2 separate regions of the Homo sapiens genome follow, and region 2 is linked to region 1. Evidence: read pairs that join two places in POLR2A ChIA-PET (ENCODE). Cell type or tissue: MCF 10A. All regions are shown on one strand. Links, peaks and the distances in the headings refer to the core of each region. The heading gives the core; the rest is flanking DNA.

Region 1 (16,721 bases), core at 6,881-11,880:
CCCAGCTAATTTTTGTGTTTTTAGTAGAGATTGAGTTTTGCCATATTGACCAGGCTGCTCTCGAACTCCTGACCTCAGGTGATCCACCCACCTCGGCCTCCCAAAGTGCTGGGATTACAGGCCTAAGCTACTGTGCCTGACCCCAAAATCTTAAAAATTAGTTGTGTATAGTGGCATACATTAGTAGTAGTAGTCTCAGCGACTTGGGAGGCTATAGTGGGAGGATCTCTTGAGCCCAGGAGGTCAAGGCTGCAGTGTGAGCCATGTCATGCCACTGCACTCCAGCCTGAGTGATAGAGCAAGACTGTCTAAAAAAAAAAAAAAAAGATAACTGTGCATATATTTATGACGCATATTACTCTTTCAGCCTACGGCAAGCTAAGGACCTGTTGCAGTAAACTCAGAATCACTAAGTCCATGGACCAGTATGGGAAGTCCTGATGTAAATTTAGCAATCCTTGGCCAACATAATCAACACAGAGCCAGGCTTTATTAGTTATCTACAGTATGTAGGGCATCTATTGGTCCAGATATCTAAAGAATACCTGATCCCTGTTTCCTAAGAGAATAGGACTCAGGTACCTACTTAGCTTGCACCTGGGAGTTCTGATCCAAACCCCCACATCACCCCAGGATTACATAGCTATTTCCACAGTTCTAGAGATTTCTAAACTGAAAAACAAACCTCAAATGGGTGGATTTATTTTTTCTTGCTTCCTAACTAGTTGACCTGTATTTACCCCACGGGAGATACAGGGATCTGAGTCATAATTTCTTCATGTATCTTCTTTGGTGCCCGCAAGCTGACATTAAGTCTGAGCAAAGGGCACAACTGGAAAGGGAATACTACTCTTTTTTTTTTTTTTTTTTTTTTGAGATGAAATCTCACTCTGTCGCCCAGGCTGGAGTGCAATGGCACGATCTCGGTTCACTGCAACCTCTGCCTCCCGGGTTCAAGCAATTCTCCTGCCTCAGGCTCCCGAGTAGCTGGGATTACAGGCGTGTGCCACCACATCTGGCTAATTTTTTTGTATTTTTAAGCAGAAACGGGGTTTCACCATATTGGCCAGGCTTGTCTCGAACTCCTGACCTTGGGATCCACATGCCTCAGCCTCCCAAAATGCTGGATTACAGGCATGAGTCACAGTGCCTGGTCAGAAATACTACTCCAAATACAGTTACATGTTGCACTTTCATTCTGGTCCTACCTACAGAGGTTGTCAATACAGGAATCGCATCTGATTTTTTCCCCCTACTGAACTTTGCTGTCCACCTAATTGCAGAAAAAAATTTAAGTCTGACACCATTGTGTTTTGTAAAAAGGAAAGGCTTTTTTGGTGTGTTCTTAATTTTTGCAAATAAAAAATTAATCCAGAAACTAGTAACTGCCTCAGAAGAGAAAAATCAATATTCATTTCCTGACTATTTCACTTTAGACCTCTCTGAACATCACAATTTCTAGGAAGAAAAATATATCTGGGTTACAATTCCATCCACTAATTCTGACTTTGGGCAAGTTGCTTACATTCTTTAAAACATGTTTCCTTTGTTTCTTTCTTACTTTCTTTTTAAATATAGAAAGTGGGAATGATAATGGTACAAACTTCACAAGATTGCTGTGAGGATTAAATTAAATCATCATCTATTAAGTTGGTTAATACCTGCCATAGTTGATAAATTCTCAAGGAATATGAACCTCGGCCCTAAATACCATATTCCTATGATGAATTACTAGGGGGATACAAATAAACCTGTCCCATAAAATGTATTGTATCAACAAACATTCCTTATTGATCTTGGAGGAATTTGAGGTACATATAAAAGATACTAAATATTTTATAAATTAGAGGAGTACAAATAATTACATAAAAAGAGACTTACATCCCAAGGTAGATACCTACAAAAGTTTAACTAAAAGAACCATGAGTACAACAGTTAAGAGGACCAAATTGGATTTTTAAAAAGTATAAGAAGGAAATGTGATAGGCACTTACAAGTCCAGTTTTTAGCCGGGCACAGTGGCTTACGCCTGTAATCCCAGCACTTTGGGAGGCTGAGGTGGGCAGATCATGAGGTCAGGAGATCGAGACCATCCTGGCCAACATGGTGAAACCCTGTCTCTACTAAAAATACAAAAATTAGATGGGCGTGGTGGTGCACGCCTGTAATTCCAGCTACTCGGGAGTCTGAGGCAGGAGAATCGCTTGAACCCGGGAGGCAGAGGTTGCAGTGAGCCGAGATCATGTCATTGCACTCCAGCCTGGGCAACAGAGTGAGACTCCGTCTTAAAAAAAAAAAGAAAAAAAAAAAAGTCCAGTTTTACCCTGGAGTTTTCACAACACTGTAAGCAAGTGCTTTCAACACTGAAAACAGTTTCTGCCAGAAACCTGAAGTTTGTGAGTTAAAAATTTCTTTCTTTCTTTTTTTTTTTTTTTTTCTGAGATGGAGTTTTGCTCAGGCTGGAGTGCAATGGTGCGATCTCGGCTCACCACAACCTCTGCCTCCTGGGTTCAAGTGATTCTCCTGCTTCAGTCTCCCGAGTGGCTGGGATTACAGGCATGTGCCACCACACCTGGCTAATTTTGTATTTTTAGTAGAGATGGTATTTTTCCATGTTTGTCAGGGTCTTGAACTCCCGACCTCAGGTGATCTGCCCGCCTCAGCCTCCCAAAGTGCTGGGATTACAGGCGTGAGGCACCATGCCTAGCCTCTTTTTTTTTTTAGATGGAGTTTCACTCTGTCTCTCAGGCTGCAGTGGAGTGGCATGATCTTGCCTCACTGCAAACTCCACCTCCCAGGTTCAAGCAATTCTCTTGCCTCAGCCCAGCTAATTTTCATATTTTTAGTAGAGATGGGGTTTCACCATGTTGGCCAGGCTAGTTTTGAACTCCTGACCTCAGGTGATCCACCCGCCTCGGCCTCCTGAAGTGTTGGGATTATAGGCATGAGCCACCGTGCCTGGCCAAGTTAAGAATTTCACTTTGATAGTGAGTGACAGGAGCAGGCGTGGTGGCTCACACCTGTAATCCCAGCACTTTGGGAGGTTGAGGCGGGTGGATCACCTGAGGTCAGGAGTTCGAGGCCAGCCTGGCCAACATGGTGAAACCCTGTCTCTACTAAAAATACAAAAAAAATTAGCCAGGCATGGTGAGGCATGCCTGTAATCCCAGCTACTCGGGAAGCTGAGGAAGGAAAATTGTTTGAACTTGGGAGGCGGAGGTTGCCGTGAGCCGAGATCGCACCATTGCACTCTAGCCTGCGCAACAAGAGTGAAACTCCGCCTCAAAATAAATAAATAAATAAATAAATAAATAAATAAATAAATAAATAAAGATAGTGAGAGACACAGAGCAATTGAGGTCGAGGGAATTACTTTGTCTTGGCCCCTGGGGACTCAGGGCCTCTCTGGGAAAGGAGATGGACTAGATCATGAGCTTCTATCTTTCTTGTGCTTTCTTTATTTCTGATGTATTCCAATATACTTTCTCTATACACATTCGATACGCAAAAGTATTCAATAGTACAAAGATTTGTTTGCACTACGTATGAAAACCTGAAGAACTCTATTTGATTATGAAAGCAGATTTCCCCTTGTTGCTTTTAAGACCTTAGTGCCCCTAGAGGACAACTGGGCAATGCGCATATGAAGGGAAACCTAGATGCTACTTTTATTTTAATTACTGAGATCTCTTTTGTTCTCTACTTATGTATATGTGTTTTAATGAACTGACTGTTGGGAAGTTGCATTTACTCCTTATTTATGTTAATAGAAAAGAAAAGATGCATGGAAAATATCTAATGATGAATGAACCCACTTTTAAAATTTGATACTTGAATTACAAAGAAATACGCAGGCCCTCTTTTGCTATCCCTCTGATATGTTGGGTCCAAACTATAGATGAGGCCTCAAGAAAGGCATGGGCCCCAGTGGGCTGCCTTTTCCAACCGTGATCCAGCCTTCACCATCAGAGGCATCAGAGAGAGACCATGACTGGGGCTTCAGATGAGCAGAGAGTTGACTGTTGTGTAAGGTTTAGGAGGCCATTTTAACACCTTGTAATGTGAGCTTATAACAGTGAACACCAATTAACTCCTAAGGACTATCTTTTCAGCCTGTTCCAGGCCAGGTAATTTAAATGGAAAAAAAAAAGCCTCAAATATTTTTTATTATATCGAACTTCTGAAGATTCTTTCCATCTTGTTTCAGTATTAAGAAGAATTGTGTCATCTTGAGTAATTGATCTATTATAAAGAATGCCGTCAGCCTGGGTAACACAGGGAGATCCCATCTCTACAAAGAAAAAAAAATTAGGCCAGGCGCAGTGGCTCACGCCTGTAATCCCAGCACTTTGGGAGGCCGAGGCAGGCAGATCACGAGGTCAGGAGATCGAGACCATCTTGGCTAACACGGTGAAACCCCGTCTCTACTAAAAATACAAAAAATTAGCCGGGCATGGTGGTGGGCGTCTGTAGTCCCAGCTACTCAGGAGGCTGAGGCAGGAGAACGGCATGAACCCGGGAGGCGGAGCTTGCAGTGAGCGGAGATCGCGCCACTGCACTCCAGCCTGGACGACAGAGCGAGACACCATCTCAAAAAAAAAAAAAAAAATTAGCTGGGTGTGGTGGCGCAAGCCGGTAGTCCCACTCAGGCTTAGGTGGGAGGCTGAGGTGGGAGGATTGCTTGAGCCCGGGAGGTCAAGGCTGCAGTGAACCATGATTGTGCCACTGCACTCCAGCCTTGGTGACAAAGTGGATTTTGTCAAAAGAAAGGAAGGACAGAGAAGAAAAAAATAAAGAGAGAGAGGAAAAAGGAAAGAAACAAAGAAAGAGAAAGGAAAGAAGGAAGGAAACTGATCCACATCTTCATTGTTAGAACTTGGAGGCAAATCTGTGACTTGTCCTTGTGGCAAGTGTTTACCTTTATATAATACATATTTTTAACCTCATTGCCCTTCTTCTTATACTGTTACCTTATTTTTTAATTAGTTAATTTTTTGAGTTGGGTTCTCACTCTGTCACCCAGGCTGGAGTGCGCTGGCACAATCGTGGCTTACTGCAGCCCCAAACTCCTGACCTCAAGTTATCTTCCCACCTCGGTCCTTCCTATCTTGTATTAATTATTTTGTTGAATTTTATACTTTATATATAACAAGGTAGAAAACGAATGGAAGAAGGGAAAGAAGGAAGAGAAGGACGGAGTGAAGAAGGCTTACTAGTCTCAAATGCATACAAAGCAAGACTTGGAAGGAGTCATTATAGCTGCCTGTTAGAAGACGAATATCTTTTTATTGTTGTTGAGACAGTGTGCTGCTCTGTCACCCAGACTGGAGTGCGGTGGTGCAATCTCAGCTCACTGCAACCTCCACCTTCTGGGCCCAAGCAATTCTCCCACGTCAGCCTCCTGAGTAGCTGGGACTACAGGCATGCACCACCATGCCCAGCTAATTTTTGCCTTTTTTTTTTTTTTTTTTTTTTTTTTTTTTGTAGAGGCTGGGTTTCATCATGTTGCCCAGGCTGGTGTCGAACTCCTGGGGTCAAGCAATCCACCCATCTAAGCCTCCTAAATTGCTGGGATTACAGACGTGAGCCACCACACTAGTCCCAGAAGACAAATACCTTGAAAAAGAAAAGTGTGGCAGTGGAAAGAGTACTAGGCCTCCTGTCAGAAGGCCTGAGTTCTTTCCCAGTCCTGCCATTAACTTGCTGGGGAATCCTGGTATATTAGTTGGGGTTCTCCAGAGAAAGAGAACCAGTGTGATATATAAAGAGATTCATGCCAGGCGTGGTGGCTCACACCTGTAATTCCAGCACTTTGGGCGGCCGAGGCAGGTGGATCACCTGAGGTCAGGAGTTCAAGACCAGCCTGGCCGACGTGGTGAAACCCCGTCTCTGCTAAAAATACAAAAATTAGCTGGGCATGGTGGCATGTGCCTGTAATCTCAGCTACTGGGGAGGCTGAGGCATGAGAATTGCTTGAGCTTGGGAGGCAGAGGGCTGCAGTGAGCCGAGATTGTGCCATTGCACTCCAGCCTGGGCGACAGAGTGAAACTGTGTCTCAAAAAAAAAAAAAAAAAGAGAGAGAGAGAGAGATTTATTGTAAGGTATTGGCTTACATGATGGTAGAGACTGAGAGGCCCCATGATCTACCATCTACAAGCTGGAGACCCAGGAAAGACAGTGGTGTAGTTTGAAGGCCCAAGATCTAGAGAGTTGGCCAGGTGTGGTAACTTACACCTCCCAGCACTCTGGGAGGCCAAGGCAGATGGATTAACTGAGGTCAAGAGTTCAAGACCAGCCTGGCCAACATAGTGAAACTGTCTGTACTAAAAATTCAAGAATTAACCAGGCGTGGTGACATGCGCCTGTAGTCCCAGCTACTCGGGAGGCTGAGGCAGGAGAATCGCTTGAACTCGGGAGGCGGAGGTTGCGGTGAGCCAAGATTGCACCACTGCACTCCAGCACTCCATCCTGGGTGACAAAGCAAGACTCTGTCTCAAAAAAAAAAAAAAAAAAAAAAAGAAATAGAGAGCTAACGGGGTAAATTCAGCAAATTCAGTCTTGGTCTGAAGGCCTGAGAGCCAAGGATGCCAATGGTGGGAGAAAATCAATTTTCTAACACAAGCATCCAGACAGAGAGTGAATTTCACTTTTTTGTTCTACTTGGCCCCTTAATGGATTGGATGATGTCCACCTACATGGCAGGAGGCCATCTACTTTACTCAGTTCACCAATTCAAATGCTAGTCTCTTCCAGAAACACCTCACAGATACAGCTAGAAATAATGTTTAACCTTATCTGGGCATCCTGTAGCCAAGTTAAATTGAAATATAAAATTAACTGTCACACTTGGACAAATCCCTTCACCTTTCTGGGCCTCAGTTTCCCTATTATGAAATGAAGAGATTGGATAATATAGTCAGTAAAGTCTCCTCCAGCTTGAAAGTTTTATCGTTTTTTTTTCTTTTAATTTTTTGCTCTGTCTTATGGTGCTGAGAAAGTTTTATGGCTCTAAGCAGGCAAATGAGAAAGGGAAAAGAGAACTTTGACAAACTGGCTACTTTACAAACTGCATGCCACCCCCAGCCTGACCATCTCTGGTTCATGTTCTTTGAGTGTGATAGGCTCTCAGGCAGTAGATTCTTCTCAGCCAGGTCAACTAGCCAGAGTCTTTCTCAATTAGGTTATGTGGAGATCTCTTATACTTACTTAAGTATCTTGAGAAAGAGCTTTGGAAGAGATATCTGTTATAAAGTCTGATGATTTATAAACTGTCATGTATTTGAGGCCACTTTCTCATCACTTTGAGTTTTCAAAATTGGAGTTTCACTCAGGATGTGGAGGAAGAAAAAAAAATGGGATTACTGGAGATAAAATAACAGGCAAGAGATTAGATGTAAAGAGATTTAGATTAAATGTTAGGGTTTGAGAGGAGACTTGAAATGACAGTGAAAGAAAAATTTTCCAAAGCAAAAGAAGAGATATGGGGAGATAAGCAAATTAGTGACATAAGGGATTTAGTTTGCAACATCAGTAGGGAAAAAAAAAATGGAAAAGCAGAGCTTATAATCTTATTTCTTGCTATATCAAAGTGGACATTTGTTGTTTTTGCCTTTCCTCTTCTGGTAACTGTGTTATAGGACCAACGGGTTCATATGCCCACTGTGCAGGACACACCAGTACACTGAGACAGCAGGGGTTGCAGCAAAAAATAGAATTTAATGATCACAAGTCACCGAGCAAGGAGATGGGAGGGGATCCTCACATGTATCTCCCCGAGGAGTTCTGGGCTGGAGTTTTTAAGGGGATCGTAGAGGGCGAAGGGTTGGAGAATTGGGGTCATTGATTGGTTGGGATAAGAGGGATGAAATAATCAGGATATCAAAACTGCATTCTTTGGTGAGTCAGGTCTTTGTGGGGTCCCTCACACCAGTTGACGTCAGCAGTTATATCAGTATGTAGGACCTGAAAGAATATCTCAATTGGAAAACTTAATATTTTTTTCTTTTTTCTTTTTTTTTTTCGTTTTTATTTTTGAGACAGAGTGTCCCTTTGTCTCCTAGGCTGGAGTGCAGTGGCACGATCTTGGCTCACTGCAACCTCCACCTCCCAGGTTCAAATGATTCTCCTGCCTCAGCCTCCCAAGTAGCTGGGACTACAGGTGCCCGCCACCACACCTGGCTAATTTTTGTATTTTCAGTAGAGATGGGGTTTCACCATATTGGCCAGGCTGGTCTTGAACTCCTGACCTTGTGATGCTCCTGCCTTGGCCTCCCAAAGTGCTGGGATTATAGGCATGAGCCACCGCACCCGGCCTGGAAAACTTAGTATTTTGTAACGTTCAATTTGTTACCCGTATAGCAGTTGGGGGAGCTATAATCTTGTGATGGTCTGTGATTCTGAGGCAACTGGCAGCAAACAGCTACGAGGAAGCGGGTCACAGAGTGAGCTGCCTCATGATTAATGCTGAGTATGCTGCAAGCTGAGTTTACTTTCCTTTCTCTCCTTCCCTTTTTCCCTGACTAATTTATAAAGTTCATAGGGACAGTTTCAACTGCATCCCACTGCTCCTTTGGGGAAATGTGGGAAACCCCTTTATTGCAAGTATACCCTACCAGTCATGGGGCTGCCTTTCTTTCTCTCTGTCTTTCTCTCTCTCTTCTCCTTAACCACAGGTATGGAGTGGGCATTTGACCCAGGTGGGGCAATCTAAGCACCCCATCCCTGAACCCAGTTATTGTTCTAGAGGTGGGCACAAGACCCAAGCAGACCCAATCAAAATATTCCTTAGGGTTACATCATAAACCAATTCAATGAACTTTCACTATCTTCAGGGCTATTCTTCAGCGAGAAGCACAAGATGGTCTGACCCTGGTGATCCATAGATGATAGGCAGTTCATTTCTATTTAGACATAGAGCCATTATTCACTTGGTACTTATTTCTAATAGCCTGTCTATGTCTCTGAGGAGCTGGAAGTTAAGTTAAATGATTCCCTCTTTTTCAAGTCACCTAAAGGCATTCCATTGTTTCTCTTGGGATCACTCAGGGTTTCTTAGACTTGGGAGAGCTTTGCTAATGGAGGAGGGATAAGGTGTGGAGATTACAGAAAAAGTGAAGGTCAAAGAATTCTCAACTGTGAGACGCAACAAAAGACACATGTTGTTGCCAAATGCAAAAGAGACTTCTTTAAAATATGTGTCATCAAATTCTGAACTGCCAGTTAAGAGCTATACCTTCAACTCCTCCTAAAATTCTCTCTCCAGTGCACCTGAATATGAAGTTATTGTCATAAATCTCTAGGTGGCTGGAAAAGTCCTTTCACTACCAATGTCAGAAAGAGTGAAAGAGGGTCTAGCAGATTCCATGGAGTAGCAGCCAGAACTGTCCCGTATTAGTTTATTTTCATGCTGCTGATAAAGACATACCCAAAACTGGGAACAAAAAAAGGTTTAATTGGACTTACAGTTCCACACAGCTGGGGGAGGCCTCAAAATCATGGTGGGAGGTGAAAAGCTCTTCCTACATGGCAGCAGCAAAAGAAAATGAGGAAGAAGCAAAAGTGGGAACCCCTGATAAACCCATCAGATCTTGTGAGACTTATTCACTATCACAAGAATAGCATGGGACAGACTGGCCGCCATCATTCAATTACCTGCTCCAGGGTCCCTCCTACACACGTGGGAATTCTGGGAGATACAATTCAGGTTGAGATTTCGGAGGTGATAGAGCCAAACCATATCATTTCTCCCCTGGCTCCCCCAAATCTCATGTCCTCACATTTCTAAACCAATGATGCCTTCCCAACAGTCCTCCAGTCTTAACTCATTTCAGCATTAACCCAAATGCCCACAGTCCAAAGTCTCATCTGAGACAAGGCAAGTCCCTTCAGTCTATGAGCCTGTAAAATCAAAAGCAAGCTAGTTACTTCCTAGATACAATGGGGGTACAGGTATGGGGTAAATACAGCCATTCCAAATGGGAGAAATTGGCCAAAACAAAGGGGTTACAGGGCCCATGAAAGTCTAAAATCCAGCGAGGCAGTCAAATTTTAAAGCTCCAAGATGATCTCCTTCGACTCCAGGTCTCACATCCAGGTCACGTTGATTCAAGAGGTGGGTTCCCATGGTCTTGGGCAGTTCTGCCCCTGTGGCTTTGCAGGGTAGAGCTTCCCTCCCAGCTGCTTTTATGGGCTGTCGTTGAGTCTCTGCAGCTTTTCTAGGCACACAGTGCAAGCTGTCAGTGAATCTGCCATTCTGGGGTCTGGAGGATGGAGGCCCTCTTGTCATAGCTCTACTAGGTGGTGCCCAGTAGGGACTCTTTGTGGGGGCTCCAACCCCACATTTCCCTTCCACACTGCCCTAGCAGAGGTTCTTCATGAGGGCTCTGCCCCTGCAGCAAACTTATGCCTGGGCATCCAGGTATTTCCATACATCTTCTGAAATCTAGGTGGAGGCTCCCAAACCTGAATTCTTGACTTCTGTGCACCTGCACACTCAACACCACATGGACACTGCCAGGCCTTGGTGCTTCCACCCTCTGAAGCCACAGCCCAAGCTATATGTTGGCCTTTTTCAGCCATAGCTGGAGTGGCTGGGTACAGGGCATCAAGTTCCTAGGCTGCACACAGCATGGGGACTCTGGTCCCAGCCCATGAAACCACTTTTCCTCCTGAACCTCCAGGTCTGTGATGGGAGGGGCTGCCAGGAAGTTCTCTGACATGGCCTGGAGACATTTTCCCCATGGTCTTGGGGATTGACATTAGGCTACTTGCTACTTATGCAAATTTCTGCAGCTGGCTTGAATTTCTCCCCAGAAAATGGGGTTTTCTTTGCTATCACAGAGTCATGCTGCAAATTTTCCAAACTTTTATGCTCTGCTTCCCTGATAAAACTGAATGCCTTTAACAGCACCCAAATTACATCTTGAATGCTTTGCTGCTTAGAAATTTCTTCCATCAGATACCCTAAATCATCTCTCTCAAGTTCAAAGTTCCACAAATCTCTAGGGCAGGGGCAAAATGCTACCAGTCTCTTTGCTAAAACATAACAAGAGTCACTTTTACTCCAGTTGCCAACAAGCTCCTCATCTGCATCTGAGATCTCAGCCTGGACCTTATTGTCCATATAGCTATCAGCATTTTGGGCAAAGCCATTCAACAAGTCTCAAGGAACTTCCCACATTTTCCTTTCTTCTTCTGAGCCTTGCAAACTGTTCCAATCTCTGCCTGTTATCCAGTTCCAAAGTTGCTTCCACATTTTCAGGTATCTTTTCAGCAATGCCCCACTCCTGGTACCAATTTGCTGTATTAGTTTGTTTTCATGCTGCTGCTAAGGACACACCTGAAGCTGGGAACAAAAAAAAGGTTTAACTGGACTTACAGTTGCACATGGCTGGGGAGGCCTCAGAATCATGGCAGGAGGCGAAAGGCTCTTCTTACATGGCAGCAGCAAGAGAAAATGAGGAAGAAGCAAAAGTGGAAATCCCTGATAAACCCATCAGATCTCATGAGACTTATTCACTATCATGAGAATAGCATGGGAAAGACTGGCCTCCATGATTCAATTACCTCCCCCTGGGTCTCTCCCACAACACATGGGAGATCTGGAAGATACAATTCAAGTTAAGATTTTGGTGGGGACCCAGCCAAACCATATAATTGCCTAAGCCTGAGCTGCAGACAGGGATAGCCTCAGGTTCCTGAGGGAACATTTTGGTTTGCCTCTCTCTCTCTCTCTTTTTCTGTTACTCTATCTTCTCCTTTAGTTTAACCACAACCACTTCCTAGACCTTTCCATCAAAGATCTGCCATGTTGAGAGAGAGAAGAAAAATAGATTAATTTAATCACAAATAGAGGTGTGTGATGTGAAATGGCTGATATTGTGAAATGACAACTTGTATTATATTACATAAATTTCCCCTGCATTGTTATTGCTTTTTAAAAATGTGTAGTGTGGGAAACAAAAATGTGACCTTATTTCTTAAGTGAAGTTTTGCCACGTGTATCCATAGCTATTAGGTTTAAACTCTTCATGGTTCTTCTTTGGACAACTGCCTTTTACAAACTACAAGGCTGGTAATGCAGAATACATGAAGATTCACATGTCTTTTTTTTTTCTTCTTTTTTTTAGAGACAGGGTCTCATGCTGTCACACAAGCTGGAGTGCAGTGGCATGATCATGGCTCACTGCAGCCTCAACAACCTAGGCTCAAGCTGAGATGGGAGAATTCCTTTGATCCCTTCACAGGACCCTTGTGAAGGGGATGGCTCATTTACTCGCTGCTGTGCACTCAAACCCCTTATGGGAGCGGTAGCATGCAGGTGAGCCGGGGCAAGTGCTTTTGGGCTCTGGCCTCACAGCACTGTCTAGGAGTGTTAAAATGCTCTTTTAGCTTTGCTGTCTGTGGATGGCTAAATGTTAACCAGATCAGAGGAGAGTCAGGGTGACAGCCTTTTACACCCTGCCCTCTTGGTACCTGGGTTCTTGTCCGGTGTCCAGGAAGAATCAGGTTACATAGACTTAAAGGATGGTGAATGCAGGGATTTTATTGAGTGATGGAGGTGGCCCTCAGCAGACAGGGGATGGAGTGGGAAAATATTCTTCCCTGGAGTTTGGCCCTCCCACAACTGATCTCTCCGACTGTCCCCAGCTGAACTCCTCTCAACATTTAGTTGCTTCTTCTCTTCTCTTCTCTCCTCTTCTCTTCTCTTCTGCATGGCCCTGCTGCTCTACCAGTGGATCTTGGGTTTATATGGGCACAGGATAGGGGTGTGACAGGTGAGAGTGGTCTCTGAAAAGGCAACATTTGGGCGTGAAAACAGGAATGCCTGTTCCCATTTAGGGCTGCAGGTTTCCAGGCTTGAGGGTGGAACTTTTGCTGGGGAACTGCTCTCTTCTACCCAGTATTTCCCTGCCTCCTGTCTGTATTAAAGCCATCCTCCCACCTCAGCCTCCCAAGTAGGTGGGATCACAGGCATGAGACACCATGTCCAGCTAAATTTTTTTTTTTCTTTTGAGATCGAGTCTCTCTCTGTCACCCAGGCTGGAGTGCAGGGGCATGATCTTGGCTCACTGCAACCTCTGTCTCCTGGGTTCAAACAATTCTCCTGCCTCAGCCTCCCAAAGTAGCTGGGACTGCAGGCATGCACCACCATGCCCAGTTAATTTTTATATTTTCAGTAGAAGTGGGGTTTCGCCATGTTGGCCAGGCTGGTCTGGAACTCCTGGACTCAAGTGATCCTCCTGCCTTGGCCTTCAAAGTGCTGAGATTAGAGGCATGAGCCACTGCACCTGGCTCACAAGTCTTTTTGCGCTACTAGAACTGGTCTTAAACCAGATGAACAAGATGATACTTTTATGATCTTTCCCCTTCACACTGCCATTTCATTCACTCATTTATTCATATACCCATTCATTCATGCATTTAGGCCAGACACTGGGTGAGATGTTGAATATACTCTCAAAGACGCATAGGCCAGTGGAAGAAATGGACAGTTAATCTAATGATTACAGCACAGTGAAGCAAGGGCTTTGAAGGGTGTATTGTGTGGAGGTTACTTGATGGCAGAGAAGGGGTGTGCAACAGGCTGAGAATTTTTGGTAAGGCTCCCAGGGGAGGTGAGATTTGAAGAACGAATAGTCTCTGGCTCAGAAATCCCTTGTCAGAGATGTATGTGCAAAGGCTGATCTTTGCACCAGACTTTATTTGAATGGCTCCACTTCCTGTTAGTGTTTCTTTGAACAACCACAAAAACAATAGTTTACTATTCCCAGAATTGTGTTTAGTGCCTTGCATACATTATCTTACTTAAGTGTCACAACAGCCTCATGGTCTAGGTTCTGTTAGTGGTCCCAGTTTACACACAAAGAGCAGTGAAAGGGTAAGGCATGGGCGTCTTCCTATGCTCATGGAGTTGGGGTAAGGAGAGGATTTGAGATGAGGATACAGGTAGTCTGCTTCAAGAAACGACTCTCTTTTTTTTTTGAGATGGAGTCTTGCTCTGTCACCCAGGCTGGAGTGCAGCAGCACAATCTTGGCTCACTGCAACTTCTACCTCCTGAGTTCAAGCAATCCTCCTGCCTCAGCCTCCCAAAGTGCTGGAATTGCAGGCATGAGCCACCACACCTGGCCTAAATGGCATAAGATTATTAAATAAAATGTTTTTTAAAAGATGGAGGAAAGGTACCTCTCATAAGTTCTTCCTGCTAACAAGACTGCATCTGCCACTTACTAGCTGGGTGATCTGGGCAAAATACATATCCTTCTATCATTTATAAAAACAATAACAATACCTAGCCCATAGGGTTGTCATGAGAAATAAATAAACTAATATTTTTGAAAGTGCTTAGGCTAGCACCAGGAACATAGTAAGTCTCGCTAAATTAAAAACAAAAAACAAAACCCAAAACACACACACACACAATTTCTGATATAGGGTAGGTGACATTCGAGCTGAGACTTGAAGAAATTTAATTTGCAGAAAAGGTGGGAAGGCATTCCAATTTCTAATTGGAAAAACAGCACTTGCAAACATATGGAGGCATAACAATAACAATAATAATAATATCTATTGAATATGGACAATGCACCAGACCTTTTATATGCTGTGCCTAATTTAACCTTATCAGCAACTCTGCAATGTAGGTTTTATTATCATATAATATAGATAAGGATGGTACAGGTGAGGAAGCTCAAGGACAGAAGTTAGGGTGGGTATTATTAGCTCTATAATATAGTTTAGAAAATTGGGAGGTAAAATGGTAAGAGGCAGAAATGGGCATACAGTTCCAAGTCCGGCTACAGATTTTGCTTGTGCTTGGAGATTTCAATTTCTCTTGGGTGTTGGGTGTAGGAGTCAAATTAGCAGAAAATAAGATAGACAGTGGGCCAGGAGCCAAATCTGGAAGACTTTTCTGGATCATTTTAATTTTAAGGAATGTGGAGTTAATTCTTTAGATAATGAGGAGCTACTGAGGAATTTGGCCTCTGAGGGGCAAGAAAAGTTTTGCATTTTCAAACAATGGCAGTCTAGACTGCATAGTGAAGAAGGGATTTTTAAACAACAGGCTGGCTTGACCCAATAATTCCACTATTATTGGGAATACACCCAAGAGAAGTGAAAAGAGGTATTCAACAAAAATGTGTATGTGAATGTTCTTTCAGAGCAGCATTATTCATAATAGTCAAAAGGTGGAAGCACCCAAAATATTTATCAAATAATGAATAAACAAAATATAAGATAGCCATACAATGGAATATTATTTGACCAGAAAAAGCAAAGTTTTCTTTTTATTTTTTGTAGAGAATTACTGATACATACCACAGCATGGATGAACCTTGAAAACATTATGCTACATACAAGAAGCCAGTCACAAAAATCCTAATATTATATGATTCTATCTATATAAAATGTCCAGAATAGGCATATCTATAGAGATAGAAATTAGGTTTGTGATTGCCTAAGGCTAGAAAGCATAGGGTGTCAGGATCATAGGTAAGTGGTAAGTGATTTCTTTTTGAGGTGATGGAAATGTTCTAATATTGACAACTCTGTGAATATCTTAAAAACCATTGAATTGTATGTTTCAAATGGGTGAGTTGTATGTCAATTATATCTCAATAAAACTATTACCAAAAATAAATAAATAAAATAGGCTGAATACCAGCATTTAGGAGAGAAGGGTTGGTGGGGAGGAACTAACACTGTGAATGAGCCTACCAAATGACAGGCAAAGAATCAGGCGTTCACATGGCTTCTCGCATGTAGCTGAATTCCTACAACGTCCAATGCAATAAGTTTTTTTTTTTTTTTTTTTTTGACACAGGATCTCACTCCGTTGCCTAGGCTCGAGTGCAGTGGTGCGATCTCTGTTAACTGCAACCTCCGCCTCCCGGGTTCAAGCAATTCTCCTACTTCAGCCTCCCGAGTAGCTGGGATTACAGGTGCCTGGCACTGTGCCTGGCTAATTTTTGTAGTTTTAGTAAAGACATGGTTTCATCATGTTGGCTAGGCTGGTCTTGAACTCCATCTGTGATCAGTGATCCACAGTGATCCACCCACCTCGGCCTCCCAAAGTGCTGGGATTACAGGCATAAGCCACCTTGCCCAGCAGCAATAAGATTTTTTAAAATCTTCAGTTCATAAAAGTGTAAAACAGAGTTCATTGTAATTTCAAAATCTTTGCGCTTGGCATTTTCCAGAACACTCTGCTTCTATAAGGCTCCCTCTCAAGACAACTTATTTATTTAGCCCTCTCTTGGGTTCTTATTTATTGCTCATTTCTTATCCTATTCTAATTTCAATTGTCTCTCCAGGCTCTTTTCTAGGTCATTACCCTATTCAAATATTTTAATATATTCATTCAGACTTCCATATTTCTAGATAAAACCCTCTGATACTCTGCTAAAAGAGGTTTTGGTTTATTTTCATACAGCTTGCAAAATAACTTTCTATTGTCCTTTGTGAAAGTTGCCAGTACCTAAATGAAGTCACTTATGTAAAACACGAAAAAGATGGAGCCAGGAGGCCATAAAGGAAGGGCCCTCATGCACGTATACCTATGACAGAGATATCCAAAGAACTCCTCAAAACCACAACATTGCAAACAAGTTGCTGCACAAAGACATTTTCCTAACAATGGGTGTATCCATCAATAAGTTAATACCAACTCCTGCAACAAGCCCCTGTGACCAATGGTCTTTGAAAGCAAATTACCTGGATT
Region 2 (16,721 bases), core at 4,982-9,981, 70 kb after region 1:
TAGCCTTGAAAGCAGGGCCATTGTCACTCTGTAAGCCTCAGGGAAGTCTGAATCTGGGAATTATTTCATGAACTAATGCCTTTATTACCTCTTGGGACTTTTCTGTCTTACAGGGGAAGGTCTCTGCCCAACCAGTGAAAGTATCTACCCAAACTAGTAGATACTGAAATCCCTGAGATTTGGGCATGTGGGTAAAATCTAGTTGCCAGTCTTCTCCTGGGTAATGGCCTGTTCTTTGTTCTCCTGAAGGAGCTTGGTGATAAGGCATGGGATTATTTCTTCGGCACACTTCACAGGCCCTGACTAGCTGCTTGATAGTTTTGAAAAGGCCTGGTCCAGTAAATAATGATTTGGCCATCTGATGGGTGCTATCAATGTCTAAGTGAAAGGTTTGGTGAAGGGTTTTAAGTAATTTCCATTGGTTAGCTGCAGGCAAAAGTATTTTTCCTTCTTCGGTGGCTAGCCATCCTGAGGGGAGGAAACTATGTCCTCGTGAGGTTCCCCATTCTATTTCTTTTTCTAAGTATTGGGGCTTGGTTTCCCGGAGGGGATTACCCCATACTAGGGGTCCTTCTATAAGCATTTCTAATGGAGGGTCCTGCCTTGCGGCTCTTTTGGCTTCAATATCCGCTTGGCAGTTCCCTTTTATTTCCCTTTCCTTTTCTTTCTGACCACCCCAGCAGTGTAAGACTGCCACCTCTTTAGGTTTCTGTATAGCCAATAATAATCTCCTAATAACTTCCTGATGTTTGATAGGTGTTCCCTCAGAAGTTAAGCATTCCCTTTCTCTCCATATTGCTGCGTGGGCACGGAGGACTAGGTAAACATACTTAGAATCTGTATGTGTATTTACCCTTTTTCCTTCTCCTAATTCTAGTGCCCGAGTGAGGGCTATTAGTTCTGCCAGCTGAGCGCTGGTTCCTGGAGTGAGGGGATTATTTTCAAGTATTCCATTATCACTGAGCACTGCATACCCCACTTTTCAAAGTCCTTTTTCTACAAAGGAACTTCCATCAGTATACAAGTTGAGGTCGGGATCAGTTAAGGGAACCTCTAAAAGGTTCCCTCGAGCGGCCTAGGTTTGAGAAATTACTTGTTGGCAGTTATGTTCTATCTTCATTGTCTGGAAGAAATGTGGCTGGGTTAAGAGCTGCACAACTGCGCAGTTGCTGCACTGGCCCTTCAAGTAATACAGCCTGATATTTAAGTAAATGGTTGTCTGACAGCCACAAGTCTCCTTTAGCAGTGAGTATGCCATTCACATCATGAGATGTCCACACAGTAAGATCTCTTCCCTGTATCATTTTAACTGCTTCAGATGCTAAGACTGCTACTGCCGCCACTACCCATAAACAATGAGGCCAACCCTTTGCCACTACATCAATTTCCTTACTCAGGTATGCCATGGGTTGCAAGCTCATCCCTCAGACTTGTGTAAGGACTCCTAGAGCTATTTCCTGTTTTTTCTGTGACATACGAAGTAAAGTCTTGCCCTGTTGGCAAGCTTAACACTGGGGCTTGGGTTAGGGCCCTCTTTAGGGCCTGGAAAGCTGCTTCTGCTTCAGGTATCCATCTTACTAAATGGGTATTGGCTTTCTGAGTTTCCTTAATTAGCGTATATAATGGTCTGGCTATTTTGCCATACCTGGGAATCCATATTCAGCAGAAACCTGTTATGCCAAGGAACTCTCTTAGTTGCTTTAGGATTTGGGGATGAGGATAAGCCAGTATAGGCTTGATATGTTCCTCACTGAGGGCCCTGGTGCCTTTGGATAATTTTAGCCCCAAGTATTTAAACTGCTGTGAGCAGAGCTGGGTCTTTGGTTTGGAAACCTTGTAGCCACAGGTAGCGAGGAAATTTAAGAGTGCTTGGGTGGCTTGATGGCACAAGGTTTCTGAACAGGAAGCTAAAAGTAAATCATCCACATACCAAAGGAGAAGAGTGTCCAGGTATGAGAATTGGCTCAAGTCTTGGGCTAATGCCTGGCCAAATAGATGGGGGCTATCCCTGAACCCTTGGGGTAAAAAAGTCCAGGTGAGTTGAGATGTTGCATTCGAAGGATCTTCAAAGGCAAACAAGAATTGAGAGTCAGGATGTACAGGGATGCAGAAAAAGGCATCCTTAATATCCAGGACTGTAAACCATTCTGCTTCCTCTGGTATTTGAGAAAGCAGAGTATAAGGGTTAGGTACAGCTGGGTATAGAGGGACAACGGCCTCATTGATAATCCTGAGATCTTGCACTAACCTCCACTGTCCGTTGGGTTTCTGTACTCCTAAAATTGGAGTATTGCAGGGGCTATTGCATGGTTTTACTAGGCCTTAGGCTTTTAGGTCCTTAACAATCTTTTGGAGTCCTTGTTGGGCCTCCGGTCTAAGGGGGTACTGCCTTCGGTAGGGAAAGAAGGCGGAATCCTTTAGTTTAACTTGAACAGGATGGGCATTCTTTGCTGGTCCATATTGTCCTTCTGTTGCCCAGACTTCAGGATTAATTCCTTCCTCAAGCAGGGGACAACAAACAGGTGTTCCTTCTCCTATGTTCAGTTGTATAATGGCCCCTGCTTTTGCTAGAATGTGTCTCCCTAACAAGGGAGTGGGGCTTTCAGGCATAATTAGAAAAGCATGTGAAAAGAGTAAAGCTCCCCACTCACAACTTAGTGGCTGGGAGAAGTATCTAGTGACTGGCTGTCCTAGGACCCCTCGGATAGTGACAGATCTGGAGGACAGTTGTCTGGGACAGGAAAGTAAGACTGAGAAGGCTACACCAGTGTCCCAGAGACAGTTAACCTCCTGGCCTTCAATGGTCAAGCATACCCGGGGCTCTGTGAGGGTGATGGCATGGGCTGGCGCTTGCCCCGGGCACCCTCAGTCCTGCTGCTGGATCATCTGGTTAGTGGCTTCTGACTCAGAGGACCTTCATCCCCTGGGGCAGTGGGCCTTCCAGTGATTCCCATGCCATAAGGGGCATGGACAAGGGGTGGCTTACTTCTACTTGGACAATCTTTTTTAAAGTGTCCTTGTAGACCGCACTGGAAGCAAACCCTATTAGGCATTCAATTTTCTCAGCTTTTCCCTTTTCCAGAGCCTCCATAGTCCGCTTGCCTGAGGGCCATGACTAAAGCGGTGGCCTTTTTTTTTTAATCCCGTTTGTCCCATTCTGCCTGCTCCTCCTGATCTCTATTATAAAAAACCGAGGTTGCCAAGTTCAATAGGGTTTCTAAGTTTTGTTCCGAGCCTAAGACGGACTTTTGAAGTTTTTTTCTAATGTCTGCAGCTGACTGAGTGATAAACTTATCTTTTAAGATTAGTTGGCCTTCAATAGAGTCAGGTGGCAGGGAGGTATGCTTCCTCAATGCCTCCCTTAGTCTCTCTAGAAAGGCAGTAGGATTTTCTTCCTTTCCCTGTGTTGTAGTGGACATCATTCAATAATTCACAGGCTTCTTCCTAGTTTTCCTTAGTCCTTCTAGCACACAAGTTAGCAAATGTCTGTGGCACCAATCTCCATGTTCTGATTCTGTGTCCCAGTGAGGGTCTACATTGGGAACTGCCTGCCGGCCTGTGGGGAATTATTCTCTTTCCTCTCTTGTCATCCTATCATTGACCTGACTGAGATACCAGAGATCGCCAAACTCTCGGGCTGCAGTTATGGCGGCACTTCTCTCATTCAGGGTTAGTGTCTGATTTAGCAGTAACATTGTATCTCTCCATGTCGGATCAAAGGATTGTCCTAACCCTTGTAAAACATCAATATAGCCATCAGGGTTATCTGAGAATTTACCTAGGTCTATTTTAATTTGCTTTAAGTCTGAGAGAGAAAAAGGTACATGCACTCTGGCTGGGCCAAATTCTCCTCCTCCCACTGCTTGGAGGGGGCATAATCGGGGAATTTTGGCACTCTTTGGTTCATTGTCTACCCCTTTGTCTATCTCTTTTTGGACCATTTGGGTTGAAGGGGGGTCCTTATTAGTTGGAGAAGGAGTCGGAGAGACGCTGGGGTAGGGAGGTAGGCTCTGAGGGCTTCCTGTAGGGCATAAATCACACTTCTTACAAAATTGCAAGTTGTCTCTTAATGAAAAGAAATTTTGTACATATGGCACTTCACTCCATTTGCCTTCTTTTCTACAAAAGAGTTCTAGCTGTAAGATGGTATTATAATTTATACTTCCCTCAGGAGGCCAGGTTTCTCCCCCTTGAAGAGGATATCGTGGCCAGGCGGTACTGCAGAAGAATATAAGTCATTTCTTTCTTAGCGTCTGAGGGTCAAATTGGTCCCAATTCTCCAGAATACATCTTAGGGGCATTTTTGCCTCGGGGGGAACGTTTCCCATCGCTTTTGGAGGTCCCTTTGTGGTCACCAAAATGTTACTGGGGGGTCCTTGCTCCTAGAGCTCCCAAGATGGTGGCAGGCCGCTTCCAAGGTGGCGGCAAGCCTCGTGTTCTCTGACCTGGGGTTCTTGGCCTTACCGATTCCAAGGAATAGAATCTGGGGCCACGTGGTGAGTGTTATAGCTCTATTAGAAGCCGTGGGTCATGGAAGAGAACCGTGGAACCCAGTGACTAGTGTTCAGCTCGATTAGGACGAACCCAGGCACTTAGCCATGCAGCAACAATGGCAAGCCTCTAGCCTGATCAGGAGTGGCAATGGGCACCTCGCTGGCTCAGGAGCACAGCAGACACCCTGCCGGATTCGGAGGGATGGAAGTCAGCGGTGGGTCTGCAAAGGTGGCAAACAGCAGTGGTGGACGGCGAGCAAAAGCTCAGCTTGAGCCATAACAAACACGGACCAGAAGTGAGTGCAGTTGCAAGATTTAATAGAGTGGAAACAGAGCTCCCATACAAAGGGAGGGGACCCAAAGAGGGTAGCCCAAATTTTTTAAAATTAAAAAAATTTAATTTAAAATTTAAAACATTAAAATTAATTAATTTTAATAATTACAATTTCATGTAATTAAAAATTTAGCCAGGTGCAGTGACTCATGCCTGTAATCCTGGGACTTAGGAAGGCTGAGGTGAGAGGATCACTTGAGCCCAGGAGTTTGAGACCAGCCTGGGCAACATAGTGAGACTGCTATCTCTACAAAAAAAAAAAATTAACCAGATGTGGTGGTAGGCACCTATAGTCCCAGCTACTCGAGAGGCAGAGGTGTGGGGATTGCTTGAACCCTGGAGGTAGAGGTTGCAGTGAGCCAAGACTGTGCCATTGCACTCCAGCCTAGGCAACAAGAGTGAAACTCCTTCTCAACAAAACCCCCCAAACAACAACAACAATAACAACAAAAACACATGGAGCTACATCAAACTGAAAAGCTTCTACACAGCAAAGAAAATAACCAAATGAAAAGATAATCTACAGACTGAGAGAAAATATTTGCAAACCATTAATCTGGCTAATATCCGAAATATATAAGAAATTCATACAACTCAATAGCAACAAAACAAAACAAAAACCCAAAAAAGCTGATTAAAAGATGGGCAAAGGACCTAAAATACATTTTTCCAAGGAAAACATACGAATGGACAACTTATGAAAAGGTGCTCAACGTCACTAATCATCAGGAAAATGCAAATCAAAACCACAATGAGACATCACCTCACACCTGTTTAGGATAGCTATTATCAAAAAGGTGAGAGGCAACAAGTGTTGATGAAGGTGTGGAGAAAAGGAAACCTTTGTCCACTGTTGATAGGAATGTAAATTGGTATAGCCATTAGGCAAAAAACTATGGAGAGTTCTGAAAAAATTAAAAATAGAGGCAAGGCATGGTGGCTTATTCCTCTAATCTCAGCACTTTGGAAGGCTGAGGCATGAGGATCACTTGAGCCCAGGAGTTTGAGGCTGTAGTGAGCTATGATTGTGCCACTGCACTCCAACCTGGGTGAAAGAGAGAGACCTCATCCCTAAAAAAACAGACAAAAAGGAAATAAAATCAGTATCTCGAAGTGATATCTGCACCTGCTTGTTCATTTCAGTATAATTCACAATAGATATGGAAACAATCTAAGTGTTAATTGGCAGTTAAATGGATAAAGAAAATCACACACACACACACACATACACTGTGAAATATTAGTCAGGCTTAAAAAGGAGTAAATCCTGCCATTTTTGACAACATGAATGAACTTGGAGGACATTATGTTAAGTGAAACAAGCCAGACTCAGACTCAAATATTGTATGATCTCATTTATATGCAGAATCTAAAAAAGTCCAACTCATTGAAGAAGAGAGTAGAGCAGTGACTACCAGCTGTTGTGGGGTGGGGGAAATGGGAGATGTTGGTCAAAGGTTACAAACTTTCATTTATAACATGAGTAAATTTTGGGGATCTATTGTACAGCATGATAGCTACAGTTAATAATACTGTATTGTTTACTTAAAATTTGCCAGAGAGTATGCCTTAAGTGTTCTTATCACACACACACACACACACACAGAGTACATATATATGGTGATGGATGTGTTAATTAATTTGATTTTGGTAATTATTACACAAAGTATATGTACATCAAATCAACAAGTTGAACACGTTAAATAGATATAATTTTTCTTTGTCAATTATACCTCAATAAAGCTGAAAAAAAAGAAATATAACATGAGTCACAAACGTGAGCCACATTGTAATTCTAAATGTTCTAATAGTCACATGAAAGAAGTAAAAAAAGTAAAATTAATTTTAATAATATATTCTATTTACTAGTATATTAAAATCATTACCATTTAAATATGTATTCAGTATAAAATTATTAATGAGATAGTTTACTTTTTTAAAAATATTAAGCCTTGGAATAAGTATGTATTTTACACTCATAATACATCTCAGTTTGGACAGGCCTCACACTTCAAATGCTCAGTGTGTACCGTATAGGACAGTGTATCTTTAGATCACTGTTGTCAATATAAAAACAAAATATGTGAAAATCTTTATTATAACAATTGAATTCATGATTTTCCTCAAATGAAGGCAAAGAAATAAAATTTTATGAAATAAGTATACTATAAAATGATTTATATGGTGTATGTGTCCTTATTTTATTATTCAACTACACATCAATAGAATACTCAGATATACACACGTGTGAATATATTAGTTGTCTTTGATGTTTTTCAGGCACATAAAAAGCATAACTTTACATGTTTTTTTACTTAGTCACTATAAAGTTATATTTATCAAGGTAGGCACCTAAAACATTTTATTTATTTATTTATTTTTAAAGTAACCAGTTTATTTTGTTTTATTGGAGGGTGTTGATTGGGCATTTTGTTTTGTTTTGTTTTGTTTTGCTTTGTTTTAGAGTCGGAGTTTTGCTCTGTCATCCTGGCTGGAGTGCAGTGGAACGAACATAGCTTACTGTAGCCTCGAACTTCTGGGCCCAAGGGATCCTCCTGCCTTAGCTTCTGGAGTAGGGGGCACTAGAGGCGCATGCCACCCCACCTGGCTAACATTTTATTTAAGAGTTTACTAGGCCAGGCACAGTGGCTCATGCCTGTAATCCCAGCATTTGTGAGGCTGAGATGGGAGGATTCTTTGAGGCCAGGAGTTCGAGACCAGCCTGGTCAACATAGTGAGACCCCATCTCTAAGAAAAAAAGGTTTGCTAACTTGATTTCCAACACTTAAATATTTGGGCATATAGTAGGCATTCATCTATAACCTTGCCACAGGCCCTGCAAAAGTTGGACTTGGGCCTGGCTTGGAACTCTGCTTTCAAATGTTGGCATGACTCATTCCCTCACTCCTTTGAGAATGAGCTCAAATTTCGTTTTGTCAGTGAGAACCGAAACTGTATACACCCACATAGCTTACTGTGTATATTTACAGGCCTTTGTTATTCTAGGTTTCATCAACATAGCTTTACTATTCTAGGAAACTCTTGCTGAAGAAGATAAAAGTTGTGAATAACATTATCATTCATTTCAGCAATGTCCCAAAAGGCCATCAACTCTTCATGAAAAGCATCAATTTGTTCCTCCAGTCATGGGAGCCATATCAAAACTACAGTTGAAACCCCAAGACTGCTTGAACCCAAGACTCTTTGAAAACCTTGCCTTTACATCTTCACTTTGCTGTGACCACGAATCTTAAACTATTAAGTCATAATCCTTACAGAGTGTTAATTAAGCACTGATATCGGATAAGATCTGTCTTAAACTGACTTAGAGTCCCAGTAAATATCCTGACTTTGTTCTCCCTCTTCTGAGATGCTCTAAGATTCTGTGGAGGGAGTACTCCCTTCCCAAGATCAATATAAGCTCAGCTTTGTCTTTTCGACAGGTTGTCATAGTGATAATTTGGGGAGCCAGCATTCAGGATCAGTAAGTCTTTCTCTGAACATTCTTTTTTTTTTATTTTTTTTTTGAGAAGGAAGTCTTGCTCTGTCACCCAGGCTGGAGTGCAGTGGCGTGATTTCGGCTCACTGCGACCTCCCAGGTTCAAGGGTTCAAGCGATTCTCCTGCCTCAATATCCTGAGTAGCTGGGATTACAGGTGCCTGCTTACCACGCCTGGCTAATTTTTGCATTTTGAGTAGAGACGGGGTTTCACCATGTTGGCCAGGCTGGTCTTGAACTCCTGACCTCAGGTTTTCTACCCGCCTTGGCCTCTCAAAGTGCTGGGATTATAGGCATGAGCCACCATGCCAGGCCTGGTCTTGAACTCCTGACCTCAAGTGATCCACCTGCCTCGGCCTCCCAAAGTGCTGTGATTACAGGCGTGAGCCACCGCGCCCAGCCTAGTCAAATTGTTTTATATAAGAGAATGTTAATCAAATTTTCTGATCAGGTGATTTTTCAAAAGCTAAAGCATTATATCAGAGCTTATATCAGTAAGAGTAGCCGGGGATGTAGAGGATATTCTAAGCATAAATCTTTCTGATGATCTGGCTTTATCCCAGAGATGTGAAATTAATAACACATCAGGGTATAAAGAGAATATTCTTTCCACATGAATATCATTTCTCATAAAGGAGTTTTTACAGAAAATTAGCAACTTCTCTGGAATTAAAGGAACATCGCTCTGTTACCCAGGCTGGAGTACAGTGGCGAGATCATAGCTCACTGCAGGCTTGACCTCTCAGGCTTAAGCAATCCTCCTGCTTCAGCCTCCTGAGTAGCTGGGACTACAGATGTGCACCACCGCACCCAACTAATCTTTAAATTTTTAATTTTTTGTAGAGACGGGGTCCAACTATGTTGCCCAGGCTGGTCTCAAACTCCTGGGCTCAAGCAGTTGTCCACAGGCTGCAGTTTTAGTTCATACAGAATTGTCCTCAAAGAATGTCATAGTCTGGGCTACATTTTGGACTTATTTCCCTTTCTTCTTTATGGGGGATGTTCAATCTGTGATTTTCTGAGTTCCTCAGATGAAAGGCTTCTGCAAGTCTGTGAAGGTTTTTTAAAGTCTTGAATTTAAGATGAAGAATTGTTGAAATTAGTCTGGGACATCTGCTTTGATGAAGAGTCTTGACAGCCAATCAAAAGATAGCAGGTTTTCAGCTTCTCTTTTTAGAACCAAGACTATCTTGAACTTACTCTCTTTGAGCAGGATTTTTCTCTTCATCATTTAACACGGAAAGAAAAAAGGGATGGAACAGGGTGAATTGAAGCTCACAAGGACATGCTTGAAGAATTATGGGTGTACAAGCAAACTTCAGGGTAGGAGAAAAAAGAATCATGGGCGAATGCTTCCTTTAACATTTTACTAAGTGGGGTTTGGAAGGCAAGAGAGAGGTGAGGAAAAGACCTGAATCAATAGAATGGATGTAGAGTATGTGTTACTCAGGGTCCAATAAGGAAAGGAGAAACCATAACAATTATTTTAACAAGGAAGTTTAACATAGGGAATTGAGCCAGGTGCAGTGGCTACGCCTGTAATCCTAGCACTTTGGGACGATGAGGCGGGCAGATCACTTGAGGTCAGGAGTTTGAAACTAGCCTGGCCAGCATGGTGAACTCCATCTCTACTAAAAATACAAAAAAAAAAAAATGCCTGGAGTGGTGGTGGGTGCCTGTAATCCCAGCTACTTGGGAGGCTGAGGCAGGAGAATCGCTTGAATCTGGGAGGTGGAGGTTGCAGTGAGCCAAGATCCTGCCACTGCACTCCAGCCTGAGTGACAGAGTGAAACTCCATCTCAGAAAAAAAAGGCTGGGGGGTGGAACTGGTTAAAAGGGTATTGGAGGGAATTCAGATAACACAGAGAGTAACTGCAGGAAGCAGCTTGCATTCCATAGTAGTGGTAGAACCAAGAGAAAAGACTGGGGTTCTCAAAAGCTTATGCGCTTGAAGGAGAGGCACTGTTAGAGCTGCTTGGCTTGTGCTGTTATCTCTTGGCTTGTGATAGGTATCATTATGAGGCTAGTTCTAATAGGTGGAAAAAAGCTAGAATCTGGAATCATTTGCTTCTGCAACCAGCTGTGCTTCTGGGGTGAGGATGCATTTCTGTGGTGACCAGAGAATAATAGAAAGCAAATAGAAAATTGTGAATTCCTTCTCCCTCCTCCTGCTTTCTTGTCTCCCTCTAGTTTCTTCTACCAGAAGAACTTAACAGGAAAACAGATGGTAAAGGAGAAAAGTGTTTGCAGAATCCTAGTCCCAGCATCACAGAGCTAGAAGAGAAGGTTTGAAGCTGAGAGACAATAGCTTAGTAACTAACACAGAGATGCCAGATGTGGATACAAAGAGAAGAAAAATCTGAAGACTGAATTATGAGAGAAAAACTAAGAACTAGAGAGGAGATACATTTAAAGATGTATTTAAGAAAACTACATTAACTGACAGTGCATTTTGGAGTAGGGTTGCAATAAAGTGCTGTGATTTTATTTCACTCTGAGTATGGAGTAGTAGTTCAGCCCACCCAACAGGGTCAATCCAGTCACAGTTGCCTTACTTGTAGATAAAATGAAGTAAGATAAGCCTTAGCTAAAATAAAGCAGCCAAATAAAAAAAATAGAAACTATTAATACATTTAATAGATTCTCAAATGGTCAGGGCTCTTCCCTGCTTTTTTTTTTTCTAAAGTAAAAGCAACCAAAAAAATAGAAAATACTTGTATTGTTAAGACTAAGATGATAGTGAACAAGGCCACTCATACTAGAGAGTATTTATGGGAAATGTTTTTGTATGGAACCAGATAATTTAATAATAGCCACTGTAATGGGTGATCTCAGACAAATAACATCTTTGGGTCTTTTTTTCTTCTTTGTAATACATGAATTGAACTAAATGAGTTTTACCCTCTCTTTTAGCTTTTGACTGTTTATGTATATTAAAATGACTGCTTTTCCCCCAAAGAGCTATTATCTCAGGTATTTATAGTCTAAACCCAGAGAACGGGAGATTCTCTTTTAGTTTTGATTTTATCATTCTTGAGAAACGTTTTTGTTAACACTTTGGAAAATATAACCACAGCGTGCGGAACTGAGCAATAGCAGGCTTCTATTTCATTCCCAAATCCTTGGATAACAGGATTCAGTGAACGGCAATGGTACCAAAAATTATGAAAGTGATGAGTCAAGACAAGTACACATGGCACCCAAGGAAATCTCAGTTTTAATTTCATGATGTGACAAGTTCCGTGCCAATTTTCTCTGTTAGATAATATATTCAGTGTTTTGAGAATTCCAGGCACTTGAAAATCTTTTCAACAAGAACACTATAAAAAAATACAAAGAGCCATTTGAAAAATTAGTTTTTGACTACAAAAATCTTAACTATGTGAGGTAATAAATATGCTGATTGGCTAGATCTACTCATTCCATAATGCATATATACTTCAAAACATCGTGGTGTACATGATACATATAATTTTTTCTGTCAATTAAAAAAAATAAGGTTATTTATTAAATAAATACATGGAGAGACATACAATGTTCATAGATTGAAATGTCCAGAATAATAAAGATGGTTTTTGCTGTCTGCCTGGGATGGCCCTGCACGTCTACATAGCTGGTGCCCTGGTGATTGTGGCACAGCTGCCTGAGGAGCTGCCTGAGGAGGGGTGGTGCCTTCCCAGAGCCGGGTCCCCACGAGTGAGTGGAAGTTCAGCAGGCAGGGTCTTGTGGAGAAGCAACAGAGAATAAAGGCCTGGAAATCTCCCAGATAGACCTGAAGTTACAGGCCCACCTCTACACCCATGGCAAGATGTGGAAGTATTGCAGCTTGGACACCGATACCAAGTCATGAGTCTTGCCATGGAATAAAATCTGCTGCATCTGCCTGGTGCAGATCACCTATTCTGAAACACCTCCAACCTGTCCTGCCACCTGAAGGAGATGACCTCTAAGAGTTTTACAGTCACCCAGCAGATGTGGGAAGCCTTCACTCCCACCTCCTCCAAACCGAAGCCCAAGTCATCCCAGCAGTTGTCGCAGGACCCACTGGCCACAAAGGCTGGCCACAGTGATGAGAGCAAGCAGTAGCAGGAACTGATGGCCACGTCCTTGGGCTCATATGCAAGGGGCAAGGATATCCAGTGAGGACGAGCCCACTTTCAAGGTGCTGGCCGACCCCAGGTACCAGCTCCTGAGCAGGAAGTACATCTCCACCAAGGCCATCCCTGAGAAGCATGGAGGGTCAGAGAGGTGATCCTGAAGAAGCCAGCCAACGCCTTTTGGTGTGGCATCTCCAGGGGCAAGTGGAGGAGTGAGAACCAGAATCGAGTCTTGGTGATATTGGCTGTCCAGTTCCTCGGTGTTAGCTCCCCCGACAGCCTGTATGTGGGTTCCGGTGCCTGAAGACATTTGAGGTGCTCGAAAAGAACACAGCGGAAACCATCATGCCGGTGCTCTTCATCAAATGGGGCATCAACATCAAGGAGTGCAGGGCCACCACCGACTATGGCAAGGACATCATGAAGGTGTGCCCCTTGCTCAACATTGCTGTTCAAATGCCTTACTTGTGCAGACCTCCTATGCTGGCATCAGCAGGCTTTCCAGCTCCCTAAACTGGAGAGCCTGCTCTCTTGGTGCTGTCCACCGGTGGACTACTTCCAGCAGCCCACCATGGCCTTTGACATGCTCTTGTGGAGAAGCAGACACAGCAAAACAGGGACACTGCATGCTGGTGAGCAATCATCTCCTGGTGGGGAAGCATACTGGCCATGCTGCAGCCGCTCAAAGAGCAGCAGTGCGTCATCCCTGGTGTATCTGAAGACAGCAACAATCACAACCTGATGTTGGAGGCTACCAAGTGGTCCACCATCCAGGGGCTGGTGGAATTCCTGCAGCTCTGCAAGCAAGTGGCCAAGATACTGTCTGCCTTGAAGTATCCCACCATCAGCACAGTGAAACTGCTGTTTCACATGCTGCTAAATACCACGTTCAACAACAAGGAGACTGACTCCAAGGAGATCCCCATGGCCAAGAGGGTGATTGCCAAGGAGCTCTACAAGACCTGCTAGGAGACGCCTGAAATGGGCATGTTTCCAAATGTCACCATCTTCCTGGACCCACGCTACAAGAGGCTGCCCTTCCTGCTTGTCTTCGAGAGGCAGCAGATGGAGAACTCTGTGGTCAGGGGCCAAGGCCTCCTGGACAACGTCAAAGACGGCAGCTACCGGCTGGCCAATGCAAGATCTACCCTTTGCCGGAAAAACGTCCCGTGAAGAAGCTCACGGGGACGTCGGTGCCTCAGCCCTCCTGCATGATCAACAGCATGCTGGCTGAGATCTGCCGCCAGACCAGCGGCCTGGAGGACCAGGAGGAAGGGCATGCCCAGGTGGTGGAGGAGATGAGGGACTTCAAGTTTTAGAAGGTGCTTGGCCACCTGCGTTGTGCTGGAGCATCTCTTTGGCTCCGCAGCCAAATGGTCAACACCAAGAGGAACCGGCTGGCCCCTAACAAGCAGGTCTTTCTGTACCTGAACGAGCTTAACCAGGCAGAGGCGGAGGCAGAGCCCGAGGCCCAGGACAAAAAGCAGTGGGGCTTGGATAGAGAGCAGGTGTTCCCTTGGGAAACGGTGTCAGCCAAGCTTCTTTGGCATCTGGGATAGTGGCTTCCTATAGAGAGGAAGCCTTGTCTTATGAGTCATAGCCTCGAGGTAGTCTGTTGGATGCATTGCTTGTAAATACTGTAAATATAGCTTGGTTTTGAACCTCAAAGACCAACCGTGGCCTTTGAAATCTAAAGGGAAAGGCGGAAAACAGAAAGAGATGTTAGAAGAAAGAGATAAAGGCTTTGGGTTGATGGGTCCTCTTCTCCTCTGGTCCATCAGGCAACTCCTGCTTGGGAGTTGCCAAGGGGAAACTCCCCAAGGACAGCAGAACCTGGAGGAGGTTTTGGATCACAGACACTTGGGACATGGCACAGGCACACCATTTGCGATTTCTGATTGAAGTTCTTCCTGGGAGGGTTTAGAATAAATCCAAGAAAATTCTGGGTGGAATCATCTGAGGGATTTTGGAGATCTCTAGATGAATGAATTCATGTTTACTTTTTTTTGAAATGGGGTCTCACTCTGTAGCCCAGGCTGGAGTGCAGAGATGTGTTCTTGGCTCACTGCAAGCTTCGCCTCCAAGGTTGAAGTGATTCTCATGCCTCAGCCTCCTGAGTAGCTGGGATTACAGGTGTGTACCACCACACCTGGCTAATTTTTGTATTTTTAGTAGAGGTGGGGTTTCACCATGTTGGCCAGGTTGGTCTCGAACTCCTGACCTCAAGTGATCCACCTGTCTCAGACTCCCAAATTGCTGGGATTACAGGCATGAGTCACCGCGCCCGGCGATGTTTACATTTTAATGGAAGCAGAGACCATGCTTCTGGGAGATTTGAAAGAGATCCTTTAGCCCAAATGTCCTTCCTGCAAAAGAGAGATCAGTTTTATGTTTGGTTAAACGTGTGAATAATGAGCAAAAAATGCAGGCACTTTTAAAACACAGGGGAAAAAAGGCCTTGAATGTGTTGTATTTTTGGCATGTTGCAGGCAATTAGTCTTTTTATCTCAAAATTCACTTTGTAGACTTGGTTCCTGAAAGACAAGTCAGGCCAGGCGCAGTGGCTCATGCCTGTAATCCCACCAGTTTAGGAGGCTGAGGCGGGCGGATCACCTGAGGTCAGGAGTTCGAGACCAGCCTGGCTAATATGGCGAAACCCCGTCTCTACTAAAAACTACAAAAATTAGCTGGGCGTGGTGGCGAACGCTTATAATCCCAGCTACTTGGGAGGCTGAGGCAGGAGAATCACTTGAACCTGGGAGGCAGAGGTTGCAGTGAGCCAAGATCGCGCCATTGTACTCTAACCTGGATGACAAGAGTGAAAAACTCCATCTCAAAAAAATAAATAAATAAATAAAGTCTCTTAAGAGTTCCTGGTTTTCTTGTGTGTCTGGTGCCTGAATGCTTCAGTGTCCCAAGAATCACATTTTTTGGGGGGTTGGAGGTGGCTGTGTGAGAATAAGACCCCTCCTTTCAAGTGCTATTTTAAAACTTGCACACAGCAGGCTTTTTGGCATCAATAGGGGTGTTTTAGATTTGATTGCTGGAAAGAATTCTTGAATTCTCTCTTTTCAACTCAATACTATAGGGGAAAACTACCACTGATAGTTTCACTATGGGGGTCCTTATGGGTTGCTTCTAATGATTCAGGGAAACAGACAATTTCCAATACTTAGAAATACTTTTTAATCTGGAGAAAAAAATACTTCCACTGAGTGACAGCCTTGCTCCACCAGAATCAGCACATCTCTTCAATTTCCATGTGGGATGATTCTGTGCCTCCGTGAATACAAGCCAGGTTGGAAAGGTCAGTGTATAGAGAGGAATGAAGTTTAGAAATGACACATTTCAGGTATTGGCAATATTCTGCTGGAACCCCAAGATCTGATTGGATCATGAAGTTTAAGCAGGAAACACCTGCGTTTAATGGCTGGTGACTTTCCGTGGCTGCAAGCAGTGTAGAATTTTATGTCCCCAGTGGCTGTGTGTTTGTAGAAAATTGTGTGGGAGAAAGTTACTTAACCTGTGCTTTGTTTTTAAGGAAAGTGATTTCTCCACAAACTTTCAACCATCAGCTCTGAGTGTTCTCAGTAGAAGGGTGGCCAGAAGGGACATAATGGGGCATGCTTTGGGATTTGTCTCCCTTCTGCTCAGAGGCTGGAAATGCAGGGCAGCACATGCCTCCGTGGGCTCTATTTTGTAGCACTGCAAATGTTCCCTTCACATTTCTTAAAATCATTTGCTTTTTGTAATTCATTATGAAAATGTGTATTGCTCCAATGAGCTGCCTCTGTCTGTCTCATTTTTATTTTTAAGTCATTGTTGCCCTCCTTATTGGTTATCTTTTCTTTATTTAATGTTTTAAAATTTGACTCATTTGATAAACCAGAGAAATAAATTAGCTCCTAATTTTAAAAAATAGCAAATATAATAATCCCCACCCAAGTAAAATTAATTTTTGAACTTCTGAAATAGAAATTCTGGAGAGGGAAGATGTTTTTCTATCAGTGTTCTGCTGTTTTCTGTTTGCTTACGGCATCATTTGTTTTCCTTAAGTTACTATTTCTTAAGCCTGAGAACCACGGATACCTGAAACTATATCTGCAGACTCCAGTAGGAGAAGTCTATTTTAAGTCATACCATAAACTTATCAATGAATCAGAGGAGAGATTATCCTGATGACCTAGCAAGAATCAATGAGATTTTTTGCACTGTCACAGATAAGTTATTGGTTTGTTACTATCTTTGTTTTGTTTGTTGTATTAATTTGTTACTATTTATTGTTGGCATGCAGGAATG

The links. Peaks named below come from ENCODE experiments on the same cell type or tissue, not always from the same donor. Only the 100,000 strongest peaks of a DNase experiment are listed, where the experiment ranks them.
Region 2: POLR2A ChIA-PET joins it to region 1 with 5 read pairs; 2 of 35 experiments call an interaction of 5 or more read pairs at or near these places.

The regions. Positions count from the first base shown.
Region 1 is chr4:110,207,848-110,224,568 of GRCh38, forward strand. No RefSeq gene overlaps it. Among named protein-coding and RNA genes, the nearest start is that of ELOVL6, 18 kb to the left of the region's middle. RefSeq lists a silencer at 3,426-3,720. In MCF 10A, for the core only: no CTCF peak of the experiment used is centred there; no DNase peak of the experiment used is centred there.
Region 2 is chr4:110,279,580-110,296,300 of GRCh38, forward strand. It overlaps the pseudogene ZBED1P1. Among named protein-coding and RNA genes, the nearest start is that of ELOVL6, 89 kb to the left of the region's middle. RefSeq lists an enhancer at 7,691-7,780. In MCF 10A, for the core only: no CTCF peak of the experiment used is centred there; a DNase peak (open chromatin) is centred at 7,732.